Regions from separate parts of the Homo sapiens genome. Here regions 2 and 3 are each linked to region 1. Evidence: chromatin contacts called from ENCODE Hi-C or POLR2A ChIA-PET data. All regions are on one chromosome and are shown on one strand. Each heading gives the region's core, a stretch centred on a gene start or an enhancer-like site at or near the end of the contact. The rest is flanking DNA. Distances are from core to core; before and after follow the strand shown.

Region 1 (2,909 bases), core at 331-2,830:
CCTCAAACTCTTAGTAAATGTATTTCAAAAACAGATTTCATCACTCCAGTCTTTGGCTTCTGCTGAGGGCTAGAGGCTACTGGTTTTAGAGTGGGTAGGGGGAAGATCGCTTGAACTGAGAATGACACACGCCGGGTGTTGTACAGCAGGGGTAAGTGCTGGTTCATTTCTCTTTAAATCTGGCAGCACGTGGGGCTGCATTGTGAAGCCACCAACCCGCCTCCCCCCTTCCACTCCGCACACGGACGTCTCCACTGCGCATGCTCCGCGCACACAGTCCTAGCAGAGTAGGAGCCAACCCCCTAAAAAGTCAACCTGGAAGCCGCAAACGGCCGGAGGCCGGGACAATGGGGGAGGGGGGCCGCAGGCTCCTCGGGGAGGCCGACCCGGCCGCCGCCCCGGGCCAGAGCCTGCGGGCGCAGCTCCGGGGTTTGCAGGCCTGCGCAGCAGCCGGAATCGCGGCGAGCACAAAGCCCGGAGCCGGCCAGCGAGCGGCTCTCCCCGCGGCCCGCTCCTACCCTCCCCCAGCCGGGCGGCGCAGCCGGAGCCCGTGCCAGGCGGAGGCAGGCGAGGCGGCGATCCGCACTCCGCCAGGGTCTCCGGCACCCTCGCGCCCGCGTGGAGGCCGCCGAGGCCAGCGCTTTTGTTGTCGGCCCCAACTCCGCGGACCCAGCGCCGCCCGGGGAGAAGTTTTGTGCGCCTCACCTATCCCGCCAGGGCCGGTCCCTTCCGCCCGCCCTCAGACACCGAGCCGGGGACTCGCAGCCGCACTGGGTCCGGACGCTCCAGCCGGCCCCGAAGGTCCGGCGGCCCCGGCAGCACCTGAACCCGGGACCCGCCCCTCCAAGCTGGCGGCCCCGGCCTGGGGACCCGCACACAGCCCCTCCCCCGCAACGTCCTACAGAACGGTGGGGGAGGGGACCTCCTCCTCTCCGACCCCCCGGGCGCCAGGCCCAGTCCCTGGGCCGGAGCTGGGTCGCGTCCCCGCCCCCAGTGCCCTCCAAGAGCCGGGCGAGAACGGCTGGGCCCGGCCGGGACCGGAGCCTCGAGGTCCCCACCCTCGCAGGCCCGGGCCCCTTCGGCAGTACGGCCGCTGGCCCGGGAGGAGAAGAGGGACTGGGCTGCGGCTGTCCGCGATCGCGGCCGGGCCCGGCGCCCCGCCGCCCGCCTGCTCACCTGCCAGCTGTCTTCGCAGTAGCAGTGCCGACTGCAGCTCCGTCATCCTCCCTGCCGAGGGCCCGGGCTGGCGCCGGGGCTTCCGAAGGGCTGGGGACAGGCTCTGGGGGCGGCTGGAGCGGGGTGTGCCGAGGAACCCGGGCCCCGCGACCGGAGCGCCGGAGCCGAGGAAGGCCGGGCTGAGGCGGCGGGAGCGGCGCCTCGCTGCCGGTGCGAGTCCGCTCGCTTCAGCTCTTTTCACAGCGACTCACGCCCGGAAGGGGAGGGTGCCCGGGCTGCCGCGGCGCGCACTGGGACTTCGCTCGCCCGCTTCCCTCCTTCAACCCGCCCGTCGGCCCCACCGGTGCCTTCCCCCGCCACTGCCTCACTGCGCGCAGGGCCGCTCGGCGCAGGCGCGCTGAGACTGCCGACTTGGGAAGCGTCCCGCCCGCTAGCCCGACCCCTCGGCCTCCCGCCCCGCCCCCGGCGGCGGAACCCCGCCCCTTGAGCGCAGTTGTCCCGTCCGCCGCCATTTTGGGAAGGTCGACGCCCGGCTGCCAGCCCAAGCCTCCGCTGGTAGACGCCCCGCGGACGCCATGACAAAGAGGTCGCAGAGGGTCAAATACAGCCTCTGGATTGAAGCAGTGGATATAGGAGCGAAGAGGCCAGAAGAAGTGGTAGATGTCTAGTCCTTGGCGAGCGCCCAAAAGCCATCTAACACTGCCACATGGTGTGCGAAGTAGGAATTGTTAGAAAGCCGAAGTTAGTACTGGTGTGCCCCATTTTAACCAAACATCAAAATAGAGGCAATATATGATGATAACTCACTTTACATGAAGAGTGCACAAAAAAAGCCACCGCGTCCGGCCCTATTATTATTGAGCCACCGAGACCGGCCCTGTTATTATTATCATTTATGGACGGCAATTCTCTCTGTCGCCCAGGCTGGAGTGCAGTGATCATAGCTCACTGCAGCTTGGAACTCCTGGGCTTAAGGGATCCTCCCATCTGAGTCTCCTTAGTATCTGGGATTACAGGTACACACCACCATGCCCTGCTATTTTTTTATTTGCTTTATAGAGATCGGGGGGTTTGACGGGGCGCGGTGGCTCATGCTTGTAATCCCAGCACTTTGAGAGGCCGAGGTGGGCAGATCACCTGAGGTCACGAGTTCGAGACCATCCTGGCCAACATGGTGAAACCTGGTCTCTACTAAAAATACAAAAATTAGCCCAGCCTGGTGGCAGGCGCCTGTACTCCCAGCTACCAGGGAGGCTGAGAAAGGAGAATTGCTTGAACCTAGGAGGCAGAGATTGCAGTGAGCCGAGATGGTGCCACTGCACTCCAGCATGGCCGACAGAGAGAGACTCCGTCTCACAAAAAAAAAAAAAAAGGAGGGGGGGGCCAGAGGTCTCTCTGTGTTGCCCAGGCTGGTCTCAAACTCCTGGGTTCAAGCAGTCCTTCCAACTCGGCCTCCCAAAGTGTTAGCATTACAAGTGTGAACCACTGCCCCCTATCAAATAGACCAAAGGGACCATTTTGATATTTCACTTTACCAAATCAAGGAAATTTACTTCTATTCCTAGTTTCTTTCTTTTTTATTTTATTTATTTATTTATTTATTTTTTGAGACAGCCTTGTTCTGTCGCCCAGGCTGGAGTGCAGTGGCGTGATCTTGGCCCACTGCAACCTCTGCCTCTCAGGTTCCCGAGTTAAAGCAATTCTCCTGCCTCAGACTCCTGAGTAGCTGGGAC
Region 2 (2,896 bases), core at 266-2,765, 340 kb after region 1:
GCATAGAGCTAGGAAGGTCCCAGGAATGAAGGGTGGACACAGAAGATCTCGTGTTTATGGGTCTTGAAGGATGGGTAGAATTTGGGGGAGGTTTAGTGGGAGAGAAGGGAAGATAGGAGATTGTTATAAGGAGCAGCTATTATGGGCTAGAAATATGCCTTCTTAGAATCAGTGCCTTCACCCGGACAAGATGGTGGGGGTTCAAGCTAGAATGGGAGCAATGAGAAAGATGGAAAAGAGTGGACAGATCTGAAAACTACTCAAAGGATAAAATCAACAGGACTTGACAGATTGCTTATGGAGGTGTATGAAGAAGAGTTTAGAATTACTTGAGTGTCTAGCTTGCAGAACTGAATGGTTATCAGATTCCATTCTTATAGAAGTCCAAAGGCTCCTAACCCGGCCTAAAACGCTCTGCATGACCCGACCACTGCCTACCCATCTCACCAGTCTCATCTGTACCCACTCTCTTCCCCTCCACATCTGAGCCCCAGGAACGATGCCCTTCTTTCCAGTTCCTTCCTACCACAGGGTCTTCCCACATGAGCTCTCCTCTGACTGAACAGCCCCTCCCATATTTTTTCCCTACCCAACCCCTATTCATCCTTAGGGTCTCAGCTTAAACGCCGGTTTCTTTGGAAAAATCTCTGCCAGTCTTCAGATAAGGTTAGAGACCCCTGATATTCAATTCTCATCTTGTTTCGCAGCATTTTGTGTATCGCCACCACGTCTGTAACCGGAGCGCCTAGTACAGTATCTGACCCTCAATAAGAGCTCGGTAAATGTTTATTGTTGAATGCGTCATTCAGTCAGTCGAAACAATCCCCGAAACAGATATTGCCAGAGGAAAAAGAGACTTTTAGATTATACAACTAGTGAGTGACCGGGCCTGGAACCTAATCGATTCCTGTGTGCCGACCAATAGCCTAACAACAGAAAAATAAGGCCCATTTTTCCCCTGGAGAAACTCATGGCCGATAAAGGAGAAATACGTGCATCCCGTCCGGACTGATACCTGGATCCCCTTTCTGCCCGCAGCTCTCCTTCCTTCAACCTCCCTATCGCACTTGCACTGCACCGTAATCCCGGCGCACAGGTGCCGCGCCATCCTCCCCACAGGGCCGCGGGCACGCGGGCCACGGACTCACCTGGGCCCCGCCCACCGACCCATGCAGCCGCAATAGGCACATGAGCCCGGGCAAATGTGGGGCCGAGCGGTTTGGGGGATGCACCGGAGCAACGGCAGACCCCGTTCGAGGTTGCAGCAAACCAGAAACACTCTCCAGCAGCAGCAGGCGGAGCCGCGGGCCCGAGCTCACTGCCGAGAGACCCCCGGTCCCGCCAGGAACCCCAGCCGCGGAGCCCGCAGAGGGCCCACTCAGAACGGCTGCCGCCATCTTCCCCCGGGTTCCAGTGGTGGCGTGGCGCGATGACGCAAACACACCGCGACGGCCGCCTACTGGGGAGGGGGCGTGGGGAGGGGGCTGCGGTCTTGCGCACTGAGTGAAGGCAGGCTGGACTCGCGGGCTCAAGCTGGGAAGGAGCATGCGCGGAGAGAGCAGCCTGGGCGCCGAGGCAGCGGGGTGCTCGGTTCCCGGAGTGATGGCGGATGAGGCTGCCTGTGAGCGTGTCCGAGGCGGTCCTGTGATGTTAAAGGTACACGTGGTCCGGACAAAAGGCGCCAAAGTCGGAACGATTTCCATTTAGCGGACGGAGTCTTGGGACATCTTCGCTGTAGGAATCAATAACTCTCATTTTTTTTTTTTGAGACGGAGTCTCGCTCTGTGGCCCAGGCTGGAGTGCAGTGGCGCGATCTCGGCTCACCGCAACCTCCACCTTCCAGGTTCAAGCGATTTCCCTGCCTCAGCCTCCCGAGTAGATGGGATTACAGTCGCGCGCCACCACGCCCGGCTAATTTTTTTTGTATTTTTGTAGAGATGGGGTTTCACCATGTTGGCCAGGATGGTCTTGAACTCCTGACCTCAGGTGTTCCGCCCGCCTTGGCCTCCCAAAGTGCTGAGATTACAGGCATGAGCCACCGCACCCTGCCTAGGAATCAGTAACGTGTGTGTGTGTGTACGCGCGCCAAAGATTTATTTCTTCATTTCTTGCATTTCAAGTACTCTTCGATGTCATCCTTGGCCTGAGACTCCTTGCCATAGTCCTTAACTACTACACAACTGCAACCAACCACTTTACGGGGTTTCCCCTCTCTGTCGATTTTTACAGAGCCCTACCCATTCTCCTAGTTTCTTGTTGTCATCAACCTTAATTAGGTTGATTTGGTGTTCAGCACAAAGGCCTCCACCAACTTGACATACATAGTAGGCTCATCATAGTTGGATGCAAGCACACAAAGATGGGCTTGGCGTTTGTCTAAGGCTTTGGCAGCTTCGCGAATTCCACGTGCTAGGTCATGGTGGATGAGAGCGGTCTTCAGCACCTCTTGTGAAGCAGTATTAACATCCATTACCCCTCCAGCAGCAATGCCTTCCTCGGCCGTGGCGGTGGGTTACAAGTGAAGCTGAATCTTGAAGGTACCCAAGCCTCCGCCTCCGCGCAACTCGGCAGCGGCAGGGAAAGAGAAGGAATCAATAACTCTCTAGGTAACTTGAAATCACAGACATTTTTAACTACATTTGCAACTTCAGAAATGATACAAGACGTGCGCCTTGCAAAAGCCAATTCAAACAGTACAGAAAGGCATAAAGTAAAAAGAAAAACTGCTCCTCCCCCGCAAAGCCCTGCCCCAGTAGCGTGTATACTTTCCTAATATTAGTCTATGCACAAGCACATAAATGAATATTTTACAAGATTGGGGTCTGCGTGTGGCTTGTTTTCACTCATGGCCTTCTTTATGCTGTTTTTTAAACTGTGGTATGAATGAAATGGGTGC
Region 3 (2,727 bases), core at 179-2,678, 420 kb after region 1:
TTGTTTGTTTGTTTGTTTTGAGACGAAGTCTCACTCTGTTGCCCAGGTTGGAGTGCAGTGACGCCATCTCGGCTCACTGCAACCTCTGCCTCCCGGGTTCAAGCGATTCTCTTCCCTTAACCTCCCGAGTAGCTGGGATTATAGGCGTTCGCCACCACGCCCGGCTAATTTGTATATTTTTAGTAGAGACGGGGTGTTGCCATGTTAGCCAGGCTGACCTCAGGTGATCCGCCCACCTCGGCCTCCCAAAGTGCTGGGATTACAGGCGTGAGCCACCGTGCCTGGCCTAAAAATGCCTGGCTAAATTTGTTAGGGGCCACAACCCCAGATTTACCTGCCCCTCATACACACTCCTTTGTTTATTCAATACCTATTTAGCAATAATATGTTTTGGCTTAAGCAATATTCCACTTGCTGTAAGCAAGAATAACAAGGCCCCTGTCATCAGAGGTCACATTCCAGTGGGGGAGACAGAGGATAAATTCTCCCCCAGTGGACCTTGAGCTCTGTGAAGGCACTTTTGTATTCTTGAAGCCTAGTACGTGCGGAAGTACTTAATAAAAGTTGGTGCAATGAATGATTGAAGAGCCAATCTGGAGTTTTGAAAATTAAACCACAAAAATGCAAAAGGATAAAGCCTGACGTACGTATATGATTGCAAGAGGTCATGTATCCAGGTCAAGACAAAGTCCCCTGGGAATAAGATAGAGAATTTAGAAGTGGGTGTTCCCGGCTGGGCGCGGTGGTTTACGCCTGTAATCCCAGCACTTTGGGAGGCCAAGTTGGGCGGATCACAAGGTCAGGAGTTCGAGACCAGCCTGTCCAGTATGGTGAAACCCTGTCTCTACTAAAAATGTAAAAATTAGCCGGCACTTTCCAGCCTGGGCGACAGAGCGAGACTTTGTCTCAAAAAACAAAAAAACAAAAAACAAACAAAAAAAAAAAGAGAGCGAGAGAGAAGTGGGTGTTCCCTGGATCCCAGAGCCGGACAATGCTTGAACTTAATAAGATTTATAGGGCAATTGTGGTCAGCTTTTCCATTTAGTGTTTTCACATACGTTATCATTTAATCCTCACATGAGGCTTGCAAAGTACCTATTATTATCCTCAATTTACAGTGGAGGGAACTCAAGCCCAGAGTGAATTTAGGGCCCACACCACTGCTCAGTAGGGGAGCTGTTCTGGGCCCTGCCTCTCTTCCCAATACTCAGAGTGCCTCTTGCTACAGCTGGCCCTACAGGGAAGGGAAATGCACTGATCTGTCACTGCTGTCGAATCCCCCAAATTCCCTTCACCCAGTTCCTCGCACCCAGGGTAGCTGCCCTTTGGGGCGAAGGGCACAGGGGAAGGGGCCTTAGTAGGTTAATTATTAATCCTTTGCGCCTCAGGGCACCACGGGCTTCTGTCCCCTCCTGGAGGCGGAGGGACACGGACTGGCTAGGCGCTGGTGAGGGGGCGGCGGTCCCAGCAGCAGGCATGGGAGTGGCGGCGCGGCCCCCAGCCCTGCGGCACTGGTTCAGCCACTCAATTCCTCTCGCTATCTTCGCGCTGCTGCTGCTTTATCTCAGTGTTCGGAGCCTAGGTGAGCTGCCCCTTCCCTCACTTGCTCCGGGAGGAAGCCCGGAATCCAGGCCCTCACGACTCAAGCCTCTTTCTCGAGCCCTCACCGCTCCGCTTCTCCTCTACCCAGGCGCCCGCTCGGGCTGCGGACCCAGGGCGCAGCCCTGCGTTCCAGGGGAAACGGCGCCCTTCCAGGTACGCTAGGCGCAGGATTGGGCGCGGGCGCTCCAGGAGGGACCAGAACAGGGGGACGTGGAGCCAGGCTGAGGGTCCGGCAAAGGGCGGGTCCTCCCCCGGTCTACCCTCTCCCGTCGGAAGCTGAGCGCACAGCAGAAGAGCCGCCAGCTAAACCTTCGGAACAATTTCTTCAGGGCAGAATCTGCTCCCACCTCTTCCCATCGTGTCTCCCCACCAGGTCCGGCAGGAGTCGGGAACCCTGGAGGCCCCGGAGAGGAAACAGCCTCCGTGTCTGGGCCCTCGGGGGATGCTGGGCCGCATGATGAGGCGGTTCCACGCCAGTCTGAAACCCGAAGGGGATGTGGGGCTGTCGCCGTACCTGGCGGGATGGAGGGCACTCGTCGAGTGAGTGGCCTCCCGCCCCCCAGCCGGTCCCCGCCTCCTTGGCGGCTCCATCTCCATTCTCTCAAATCGTCTCGCCCGCAGGTTCCTGACTCCCCTCGGCTCCGTCTTCGCCTTCGCCACTAGGGAGGCCTTCACCAAGGTGACAGACCTGGAGGCTCGGGTGCACGGCCCGGACGCGGAGCACTACTGGTCGCTGGTGGCCATGGCGGCGTGGGAGCGGAGGGCGGGACTGCTGGAGCAGCCGGGGGCGGCCCCCCGGGACCCGACCCGGAGCTCGGGCTCTCGCACGCTGCTCCTGCTGCACCGCGCGCTGCGCTGGTCCCAGCTCTGCCTCCACCGGGTGGCGACCGGCGCGCTGGGAGGCCCGGACGCGGGCGTGCAGTGCAGCGACGCCTACCGTGCGGCCCTGGGTCCGCATCACCCCTGGCTGGTCCGACAGACCGCCCGCCTCGCCTTCCTCGCCTTCCCGGGTCGCCGCCGCCTGCTGGAGCTGGCGTGTCCCGGAGCCACCGAGGCGGAGGCGCGGGCCGCGCTGGTCCGGGCCGCCGGCACCTTGGAGGATGTCTACAACCGCACCCAGAGCCT

Evidence for each region. A loop is a pair of places that touch in the nucleus more often than their neighbours do. ChIA-PET counts read pairs that join two places held with the same protein, here RNA polymerase II (POLR2A). Pooled maps may share reads with other maps.
Region 2: a pooled map shows a loop between it and region 1 (4-fold over the local background). The contact joins the promoter of PELP1-DT here to the promoter of UBE2G1 in region 1. A Hi-C loop is called at or near these places in 2 of 168 maps with a recorded cell type or tissue (both CD8-positive, alpha-beta T cell), 2 of 37 single-sample maps with no recorded cell type and 13 of 50 pooled maps. POLR2A ChIA-PET finds 5 or more read pairs at or near these places in 1 of 52 experiments (activated T-cell).
Region 3: a pooled map shows a loop between it and region 1 (6-fold over the local background). The contact joins the promoter of GLTPD2 here to the promoter of UBE2G1 in region 1. A Hi-C loop is called at or near these places in 1 of 168 maps with a recorded cell type or tissue (naive thymus-derived CD4-positive, alpha-beta T cell) and 11 of 50 pooled maps. POLR2A ChIA-PET finds 5 or more read pairs at or near these places in 1 of 52 experiments (CD4-positive, alpha-beta T cell).

What each region holds. Positions count from the first base shown.
Region 1 is chr17:4,365,095-4,368,003 of GRCh38, forward strand. It overlaps UBE2G1 (ubiquitin conjugating enzyme E2 G1), which reads right to left and starts at 1,581. Exons shown (of 6, transcript NM_003342.5): 1 at 1,177-1,581. The coding sequence starts at 1,222. RefSeq lists silencers at 222-1,001, 1,052-1,751 and enhancers at 914-1,600, 1,420-1,714.
Region 2 is chr17:4,702,715-4,705,610 of GRCh38, forward strand. It overlaps PELP1-DT (PELP1 divergent transcript), which reads left to right and starts at 1,516. Exons shown (of 2, transcript NR_103482.1): 1 at 1,516-1,656; 2 at 2,485-2,815. It overlaps PELP1 (proline, glutamate and leucine rich protein 1), which reads right to left and starts at 1,423. Exons shown (of 17, transcript NM_014389.3): 1 at 1,149-1,423. The coding sequence starts at 1,397. It also overlaps the pseudogene RPS12P29.
Region 3 is chr17:4,787,536-4,790,262 of GRCh38, forward strand. GLTPD2 (glycolipid transfer protein domain containing 2) reads left to right here and starts at 1,429. Exons shown (of 4, transcript NM_001014985.3): 1 at 1,429-1,582; 2 at 1,691-1,755; 3 at 1,976-2,142; 4 at 2,224-2,727. The coding sequence starts at 1,477. RefSeq lists a silencer at 2,236-2,727.